Regions from separate parts of the Homo sapiens genome. Here region 2 is linked to region 1. Evidence: chromatin contacts called from ENCODE Hi-C or POLR2A ChIA-PET data. All regions are on one chromosome and are shown on one strand. The core of a region is the stretch at or near the end of the contact, and the rest is flanking DNA. Distances in the headings are between cores, read along the strand shown. Region 1 holds the start of OPHN1 (oligophrenin 1). Region 2 overlaps OPHN1 (oligophrenin 1).

Region 1 (5,170 bases), core at 749-3,248:
ACCAACATCTCCTGGGTTCAAGTGATTCTCCTGCCTCAGCCTCCTGAGTAGCTGGAATTACAGGTGCCTGCCACCATGCCCAGCTAATTTTTTTTTTTTTTTTGTATTTTTAGTAGAGACAGGGTTTCACCATGTTAGCCAGGCTGGTCTCGAACTCCTGATCTCAGGTGATTCACCCGCCTTGGCCTCCCAAAGTGCTGGGATTACAGGCGTGAGCCACCTCGCCCAGCCTCGCACTACCACTTTCAAATCTTTCTTTCTCCCTGCTCTTGGTTGACTGCATCCGCCTAAGAAGGTTGCCACACTGGTCCTAGACCCTGTATTTGGTGATAAATTCACTCAAAACAAAGTTATAACCATATAGGACATACTTGCCAATGACTCTGAGTTTATTTTTCACAATCATCTTTCAGCCAAGAGAAAAAATTAATTATCACTCCACCCAATCATTACCCTCCATTCTTCTGTGTATATGCTTTGGCATAAAGGGTTGGCTTGCCTGCACTCTCGTTGGGGATGTTTATTATTCTTTCTTTTACTCCAAGCCTCCTACCAACAAGCAGAAAAAAAACCTCCACACACAATGGGGGAAGGAGAGAGCTTCCCACAGCTGAGTCAGCTGTGAGCACTGGAAAAGCGAAGCTAGGTGAAGTTCCTTCAGCCCAGCAGCCCCCAACCCTATCCCTATTTTACTCCCTGGGGGCTGGGCCCCTTGTGGCAGGGACTAAGTAGTCAGCTCTTTGTTCCACACTCAAGCAGAATTCAGTGGCAGGTGAAGCCATCCAATAATCCTGAACTTAGACTGACCTTGACCTAAACCATAGCTCAGTGTGATAAAGAAAATAATTCACTGGGGCAAAGGTGCTTTCCTTAAAAAATAACTTGCCATGGCGAATTTTTTACTGCCCCCCACACTTATCTGTAGCAACCAGAGACCAGGACAAAATTATTATTCAAGCTGCTGACCTTAATCCCCAATTGTTTAGGAGGTGCTGGGGCAGTTCCTTGGTCAGCTTGGATGTCACTTTGCCCCAGACAGGGGTGCTGAATATGTCTAACAGTACAGCAGATTGTCCCTTAAGAACAATCATCTGCCAAGTAAGGGTAATTGCTGAGCAAGAGGGTCCCTGGCACAGCTACGGATCACGTCTTATAAGGTCAAAACCACTAAAGGAAAAGGCCCAAAGTTCTGGTTGTATCCACCACTTTCCACTTCTACTATCTCCACTCCCCAAGTGTGGGAAACCCATTTGCCTCAGAGATCTGGGCTGGGAGTCACCCTGCAATCTCCCTTCCCCTGGTGGTGTGGAAAGGCTTAAAGGCCAGACACACCAGCTCAGAGAAACAGCTCATCGAAGCCTTGCACTTACTTCTCATAGCGCTGATAAGCGCGTTGCCGTCTTTGATTACGTCTTTGATGAATTTGTTGGTCCTCTCCAGTTCCTGCTCATAACACTTGAGCCTCTCGCGGAAATCGGGGCTGTCCAGGTAGCAGTCGCTGAACTCCAGCGGGGGATGACCCATGGTTCTGATGGCCGGGAGTAGGGGGAAAGGGGAAAGACACAAAGACCGAGAGCATCAATGGCACAGTAGAGGAAGTAGAGGGGACGGACTGAGCGCGCGACCCGCTTAAGGAAGCTCATAGCCTCCGTCCCTTTGGAGGACAGGTACCTGTTTCAGTGAGACTCCTGAGGAGCGCTGGCTGGTCCGGACAGAGAACAGGCGCCCCGGCGATGGCTTCAGGGCCAGGGAGAGCTAACTATCGCAGTCGGATCCCGGCAGGGTGCTGCCTAGCAAGCAGCATGTCCCTTAGGCATCGCCTTCCCAGATAAGCAGCAAAAACCGCAGCCCGACTTGCCTCCGGAGACGGGCCGGATCCTTCCTGAGCAATTGCAAACGTGACACTTGGGCCCGCCCAAGGTGTAGGCGAGGTTAGAGCTGGAGCTGGGAACAGCCTCTCTACAGGCTCCTCGCTCCGGAGCGAGCGGAAGACTTCCTTGGCCGAACTCCGCGGGCAACCCGGATTGCACTGTCCCCTCCCCTTTCTTAAAGCCAACGCCTGCGCCCCGCCCCAGCGAAGCCCGAGGACCAAACCGGAGCGCTCTGGCTCCTTCCTCAACTGTTTTCCTTGTACCTTAGAGTTTCCTGACCAGGGCCCGCTGGCTGCTAAGACTTCTTCCTGGTGCAAGGGAGCCGGCCGGCCGGCCGTCCTTTTAGGCGCCGGAAGGGTTAAGCCAGGGCGGCAATGAAACGTAGCCTCGCTCCATAGACACTGCAGCGGGAAGAGGAGGGCGAGAGCGCGACGCACAATAGCCGCGGTAGCCCAGCGCTTCCCTACGGAAACTGGGGAGCAGTCAGCGCCCTAGGACTCCAGCTGGAAAGCGTGGCGGCCTGGGAGATGTAGTCTTTCCGTTTGCACTCCCCAAGACTCCTCCCTGCAGTCTCCCCACCACCCCGCCTGGGAGGCTGCTCTCCCAGAACGGCATTCCCAGCCTGCCGCAGGCTCCTGCGCAGGGACCGGCCCCAAGGGGCAGGTGCGCGGCGCTGGACTCTGCGGGGGAAGTTTCCGAAACTAGAGCAAGAACCCGCAAGACTAGATTGCAGGAAGCCATCTCTCAATTCCCATGATTCGGCTGGGTTGTGTATTCTTTTGCCTTCCCCTCTTTCCAGCCTCCTTCGGACCTACCAACTTCTTTTCCTCTTTCTTTTCCCATGTCTCCTGCTCTAAGTGCTCTAATTCCCTTGGGCCTTCGACCTGAAGGGTTGATTCCTACTCTAGGGTCTCCGTGAAGCTCAGTGCCCCCTGCCAAAGAAAGGGAGGCCATAATTCAGAGTTAATATTTTCCTGAATAGGACCTCAGAGCATGGCTTTTGTGGCAGACGCCGATAATGCATATGATTTTCCATGTGTAAGTGGAAAGTCTAAGAATAGGATGTTATAAATTGTCTTGCAGCTTACCTTAAAGGCAGCTGTCTTGAGACTAAGGGTAGGTAGAGGCTCGAAAAACTAAAAAATAGTTTGTGCGTGGGCAAAGAGATCCCTTTAATTCTGCAGAAGTGTTTACATTAGATTGCCCTGTGAAGAAAGCCAGAACGGAAGGGGGTTGTAAATAGAATAATAGTGGCTGACCCACCTGAATTAGGGTCCTGTTGCTGCTGTGACAAATTACCACAAACTTGATGTCCTAAATCAGCATAAAGTTATAATCTACAGTTCCAGAAGGCAGAAATCAGAAATGGGCCTCACTGGGATCAAATCAAGATGTTAGAAGGGTTGTGTTCATTTTCAGATAGTCTAGGGGTAGAATCTGGTTCCTTACCTTTTCCGGCTCAAGCTGCTCACATCCTTTGGCTCATAGCTCCCTTCCTCCGTCTTTAAAGCTAGCACTGGCCAGTCAAGTCTTTCTCATGCTACATCACTGTGATTCTCATGCCTCCCCTTAAGGACCCTTATGATTACACTGGGTCCACAGGATAATCTCCCCCATCACATCATCCTTAATCACATCTGCAAATTTCATTTTGCCACATAAGATAACGTAGCCACAGGTTTCAGGACATGGACATCTGTGAAGGAGGAAACATTATTCTACCCACCACACAACCTATCGCCCATCTCACTAATCTTCAAAACAACCCTATGAGGATGGTTTTATTATTATACCCATTTAAAGATGGAGAAGCTGGGTCAAAGAGAGTTTAAGTGACTTGCCGAAGGACAAACAGCTAGTTAAATGGCAGCACTTGAACTTGAGCCCAGCCTGGCTGGCTCTAGAGGTAGTGCTCTTGACCACTACACTATATAGCAGAATGGCAATGAGAAAACGCCCTCTGAAAATAAATAAGTAGCCACATCTCAGGGGAAAGTTTTGTTTCTTACTCTTTTTATCTTTAAGGTTAATTTATGGGAAAATGTCCAAAATGAGCTTTAAATGCACCATGGGTTGAAAAATGCAGGTACTAAGGGAAGGTACCCATTCAATGGGTATATGGTCTTTCACACTAGTAAGTTTCCTTTTAGCATTCATTCACTCGTTTAACAAGCATTTTTTGAACACCTGCTATATACTTTTATTTATAAAGCCTATACATATATTTTCATCACTATAAAAATTGCCATTGACATTTTTTAAAATTTTATTTATTTATGTATTTTTTTGTTTGAGAAAGGGTCTCACCCTGTTGCCCAGGCTAAAGTGCAATCAATAGCTCAATCACGGCTCCCTGCAGCCTCGACCTCCCTGGGCTCAGGTGATCCTCCCACCTCAGCCTCCTCCTGAGTAGCTAGGACTACAGGCACATGCCACCACACCTGGCCAATTTTTGTATTTTTTTGTAGAGACGGGGTTTCACCATGTTGGCTAGGCTAGTCTCAAACTCCTGGGCTAGAGGGATCCACCCACTGCAGCCCCCACCAAAGTGCTGGGATTACAGGTGTGAGCCACCATGCCCAGCTGCTGTTGACATTATTGATGTTAGATTCAATCATACTCATCTGAGTTCCTATACTCAAAGTGTTTTACAGTCATCTGTGTTATCCTTTATCTAGACAATGAAACTAAAGCACAGAAATAACAAATTCCCTAGACCAAATACCGAAGAAGAAACAGGGCTAAAATTAGAACTCACACGGCGTGGTGGCTCACGCTTGTAAACCCAGCACTTTGGGAGGTCAAGGCGGGCAGATCACCTGAGGTCAGGAGTTCAAGACCAGCCTGGCCAACATGGGGAAACCCCATCTCTATTAAAAATAAAAAATTAGCCAGGTGTAGTGGTGTGTGCCTGTAATCTCAGCTACTCAGGAGTCTGAGGCAGGAGAATCGCTTGAACCCAGAATGCAGAGGTTGCAGTGAGCCAAGATTGGGCCACTGCACTGCAGCCTGGATGACAGAGCAAGACTCCATCTCAAAAAAAAAAAAAAAAAAAAAAAAAAAAAAAAAAAAACTCAGTTCTTCAGATAATACTTGCATTCATCAAGCACTATCTTAATTGCTTTGCACAATTTCTCCCTGACCCTCACAGCTAACCCTATGTCACTGAGAGTCTTTAAAATTTTGTTCACATAACCCCTAAAAGAATTTTGGGAGCTATGTACTCCTTCGTTTTTAAGTGGTATCTTTTTTTTATTTTATTTTTTTGAGACAGAGTCTCACTCTGTCACCCAGGCTAG
Region 2 (5,170 bases), core at 1,486-3,985, 78 kb before region 1:
ACTCAGGAGGTTGAGGTGGGAGGATCACTTCAGCTCAGGAAGCCGAGGCTGCAGTGAGCCATGAACGCACGTACCCCTGGACTCCAGCCTTGGAGACAGGGAGAGACCCTGTCTCAAACAAAAAAAAAGAAGGTGCATTAAGAAAAATCAGAACAACAGGGAGATTAAGTGCAGGTTCTTATAAATACTTTTATTGAGACATACTTCATATACCATAAAATTCACCTATTTAAAGTGTAAAAAGTAGGCCGGGCATGGTGGCTCATGCCTGTAATCCCAGCACTTTGGTAGGCTGAGGCGAGTAGATCACCTGAGGTCAGGAGTTTGAGACCAGCCTGGCCAACATGGTGAAACCCCGTCTCTACAGGAAAAAAAAAAAAAAAAAAAAAAAGCCATGGTGGCGGGTGCCTGTAATCCCAGCTATTCAGGAGGCTGAAGCAGGAGAATCGCTTGAACCCGGGAGGAGGAGGTTGCAATGAGCCAAGGTCACACCACTGCATTCCAGCCTGGGCAACAAAAGCAAAACTCCACCTTAAATAAATAAATAAATAAATAACGTGTAAAAAGTAAATTTATGCTGTTTTTGTTTCCTACTTAAAATGACAAATGCTTTTGTAGAATATTAAAGCATAATAAGATCAAATAATCAAGAAAATGATAATACCTTATAATTATTTCTCATATTAACTTATTTGTAAGATTCCATTCTACTTTCACAATTTCCATTGCTCAATTTCTTCATTTCAGCAACCATGACTGTTTTAATATACACTCAAAGGAGCTACACCACAAGGCATAAATTAGTCTTTTTTTCTTCCTAAAATATAATATTGTAAAAAGTTAGTACTAAAACAAAATATACAGGCAGACCTTTCAATATTATTGACTTAACATCCTAGACCATAGTGATGAAGACTCAGCAAAACAGATGCTGAAATCGAAAAAGTTAGAGTACATTATTTCAAAGAATAAGGTTCCTATTCACAGATACTCATTTTAAATCCACTATTTATACAAACTCAGTATATACATAGTTTAATAAAAGAGCATTAAAATGATATTAGCCATTGATAATGTCTCTGGACAAGGCATTGTTGAGCAGTGTTTGAGAAGTTATGATAAGGCCAGGCTCAGTGGCTCACACCTATGATCCCTGCACTTTAGGAGGCCGAGGCTGGCAGATTACTTGAGGTCAGGAGTTTGAGACCAGCCTGGCCAACATGGTGATACCCCATCTCTACTAAAAATACAAAAATTAGCTGGGCGTGGTTGCAGACACCTGTAATCCCAGCTACTCGGGAGACCGAGACCGAGTTCAAGAATTGCTTGAACCCAGGAGGCAGAGATTGCAGTGAGCCGAGATCACACCACCACTGCACTCCAGCCTGGGCGACAGAGTAAGACTCCATCTCAAAAAAAAAAAAAAAAAAAAAAAAGTCGGGCGCGGTGGCTCATGCCTGTAATCCCAGCACTTTGGGAGGCCAAGGTGGGTAGATCACCTGCGGTCAGGAGTTTGAGACCAGCCTGGCCAACATGGTGAAACCCCGACTCTACTAAAAAAAAAAATAGCTGGGCGTGGTGGCACACACCTGTAGTCCCAGCTACTTGGGAGGCTGAGACAGGAGAATCACTTGAACCCAGGAGGCGGAGGTTGCAGTGAGCCAAGGTCACGCCACTGCACTCCAGCATGGGTGATAGCGAGAGACTCCGTCTCAAAAAAAAAAAAAAAACTAAAAGAAACGTCATGATGAGATAGAAAGAACACTGAGTTTGTAGTTCAAATTCTGGCCATACCTCCCACTACCTCTGTGATCATAAGGCTCTGCTCATCCCTAATTATTTCCTATCTGCAGTCAAATATTCTTTCTGATTTTATGAGTACATATATCTTAGGTAAATATTCTGGGGCCTGGAATGGACATCCAGATCCTGTCTTCATAAACCCAACTGTTGGGCCCAGGAAGGTGCCTATAACTCAGTGGCATCAGACTGGAGACTCTGAGTGACTAGGCTAGTTTCCCCTACATATTAGTCAGCCTGTATTTATTTAAGCTCTGCAGAATTCCTTCATTTGTACTCAAGAGTTTTACATTTTACATGACTGTGACTAGAGAAGCTTTCTCTTGAAATGCAGAGACAAAGGAAAATCTTTCTAGTTGTGTCAGAAAACTTAATAACTGCATCTAGAATCTGCAAGAAAACGAATTCATTTTAAGAAAGTAGGAAAGGAAATTGCATAGGACAGAGGCAGGGATAAAATACAGAAGTACATAAAACATTGCATCTGTCCATTGTGGAAGATTAATGTCTGCTGTGGAACGTAGACCAATAAAACCTGAAGGTAGTCCTGACATTTGATCATTTGAGTTTCTGGCTGATACATGTAGTTAATCTCTCTCTCTCCAGTTCATATGCTGATATAGGCTATCCAGGGCAGGAAGAAAGGCTCAGATAGTTTCAAGATGAAATATTTTCCTATTTCAAGAAGACAGAAAAGAACTCCTTTCTTTACTTAGCTTTGAGGCTACCGTGCAAGATCCATATTCTTTCTGGGTCATTTCAAAAGTCATTCTTTATCTCAGAGTAGTTGTTTACACAAAGAGATTCAAAATACAGCAATTGCTGGTGCTAATTTTAAATTGCATATGCTTCCAAGAAAGACAATCCTCAATGTTAGGTTTGTTTACCTATTCACAGGATAAAAATAGCGAAGTGTGGCCAGGTGCTGACTCACACCTGTAATCCCAGCGCTTTGGGAGGCCGAGGTGGGCGGAACACCTGAGGTCAGAAGTTCAAGACCAGCCTGGTCAACATGACAAAACCCCATCTCTACCAAAAAATAAATAAATAAAAGAATTAGCTGGGTGTGGGTGGTGGCACATGCCTATAATCCCAGCTACTTGGGAGGCTGAAGCAGGAGAACTGCTTGAACCCGGGTGGTGGAGGTTGCAGTGGGCCGAGATTGTGCCACTGCACTCTAGCCTGGGTGACAGAGCAAGACTTCTTCCAAAAAAAAAAAAAATCGCCAAATGTTACAATTTTATGTGTCATTTTGGCTGGGGCACGGTGCCCAAATATGTGGTCAAACGTTATTCTGGATGTTTCTGTAGGGGTGTTTTTGGATGAGATTTATGTTTATATCAGTGGACTTTGAGTAAAACAGATTGCTCTCGTGATGTGGGTAGGCCTTAACCAATCAGTTGAAGGCTTAAATAGAACAAAAGGCTGATTTACCCCCAAGCAAGAGGGGATTCTCCAGCAGACTGCCTTTGGACTCAAAGTGCAACTCCTTCCTGAGTCTTCAGCCTGCCTGCCTCTCCCATTAGGTATTTGGACTTGCCAAGCCTCCACAATCACATGAGCCAATTCCTTAAAATATTTTTTTTTTTTGAGACAGGGTCTCACTCTGTTTCCCAGGCTGGAGTGTAGTGGTATGATCTTGGCTCACTGCAACCTCCACCTCCTGGGTTCAAGCGATTCTCCTGCCTTGGCCTCCCGAGGAGCTGGGATTATAGGTGCCTGCCACCACGCCTGGCTAATTTTTATATTTTTAGTAGAGGTGGGGTTTTGCCATGTTGCCCAGGCTGGTGTCAAACTCCTGACCTCAAGTGATCCACTTGCCTTGGTCTCCCAAAATGCTGGGATTATAGGCATGAGCCACTGCGCCAGGCCCCTCTTTCTGTATATATATATAGATACATATCCTATTGGTTCTAAGTCTCTGGAGAGCCCTTCTGAATACACTGAGGTCTGACCTCCAAATGCAGAGATTTTTTAAAACAGTCTCCACAATAGGGATGAACCTGGTAAACATTATGCTAAATCAAAGAAGCCAGTCACGAAAAACCTCGTGTTGTATGATCCCATTTATATAAAATGTCCAGAATAGGCAAATCTACAGACACAGAAAGATTTGTGGTTGCCTAGTGCTAGCAGGAATGGGGGAAAATAAGGAGTTACTGTTATTTGGTATGAGGCTTCTTTTTAGGGTGAAGAAAATGCTCTAAAATTGATTGTGGTGATGGTCGCAAAACTCTGCGAATATACTAAAACTCAGTGAATTGTACAATTTAAGTAGGTGAATTATTTGCTCTGTGAATGATACCTAAATCAGCCAGGATATATATATTCTCACAGCTACTTCTAGGTTTTCCGCAGCATTTCTCTAGCTCTCAGCAAAACAGAGTGTATCTGTGTTTTGCTTTTGCTTTTGTTTTGTTTTTTATTATACTTTAAGTTCTAGGGTACATGTGCACAACGTGCAGGTTTGTTACATATGTATACATGTGCCATGTTGGTGTGCTGCACCCATTAACTTGTCATTTAGCATTAGGTATATCTCCTGATGCTATCCCTCCCCCCTGCCCCCACCCCACAACAGGCCCCTGTGTGTGATGTTCCCCTTCCTGTGTCCATGTGTTCTCATTGTTCAATTCCCACCTATGAGTGAGAACATGCGGCGTTTGGTTTTTTGTCCTTGCGATAGTTTGCTGAGAATGATGGTTTCCAGCTTCATCCATGTCCCTACAAAGGACATGAACTCATCATTTTTTATGGCTGCATAGTATTCCATGGTGTATATGTGCCACATTTTCTTAATCCAGTCTATCATTGTTGGACATGTGGGTTGGTTCCAAGTCTTTGCTATTGTGAATAGTGCTGCAATAAACATATGTGTGCATATGTCTTTATAGCAGCATGATTTATAATCCTTTGGATATATACCCAGTAATGGGATTGCTGGGTCAAATGGTATTTCTAGTTCTAGATCCCTGAGGAATCGCCACACTGACTTCCACAAGCTTTTGTTAAGATGCCTGTTGATTTTGTTTGACTGTTTTTATTGAGATAGATAATATTTAAAGGCCAAAATAGGCCAGAAAAGTTGGTTACTCCATGAAAACATACTATTTAGGGACCCAAGCAATAAGTAGCAAGTACTAATTACATTAAGAAATAGTCCATTAGGGCCAGGCACAGTGGCTCACGCGTATAATCCCAGCATTTTAGGAGGCCGAGAGGGACAGATCAATTGAGGCCAGCAGTTCAAGACCAGCTTGGCCAACATAGTGAAACCCCATCTCTACTAAAAAAAAAAAAATAATAAAATAAAATAAAATAAAATAAAAAATTAGCCAGGCATGGTGCTGCACACCTGTAGTCACAACTA

The links. Hi-C counts contacts between places; a loop is a spot of excess contacts on that map. ChIA-PET counts read pairs that join two places held with the same protein, here RNA polymerase II (POLR2A). Pooled maps may share reads with other maps.
Region 2: a loop to region 1 is called in a pooled map, with 3 times the contacts of the local background. The contact joins the enhancer-like site here to the promoter of OPHN1 in region 1. A Hi-C loop is called at or near these places in 1 of 50 pooled maps. POLR2A ChIA-PET finds 5 or more read pairs at or near these places in 4 of 52 experiments (A549, AG04450, HEK293 and 1 more).

The regions. Positions count from the first base shown.
Region 1 is chrX:68,431,497-68,436,666 of GRCh38, forward strand. OPHN1 (oligophrenin 1) reads right to left here and starts at 1,999. Exons shown (of 25, transcript NM_002547.3): 1 at 1,672-1,999; 2 at 1,371-1,528. The coding sequence starts at 1,524.
Region 2 is chrX:68,353,041-68,358,210 of GRCh38, forward strand. The region is part of intron 2 of OPHN1 (oligophrenin 1); the gene reads right to left. Among named protein-coding and RNA genes, the nearest start is that of OPHN1, 78 kb to the right of the region's middle. RefSeq lists enhancers at 2,306-2,806, 2,807-3,307. Within about 2 kb of position 2,736, at least 3 of the 41 ENCODE cell types and tissues checked have a DNase peak (open chromatin) inside an H3K27ac peak, as active enhancers do; they include PC-9, where a contact is called at or near this core.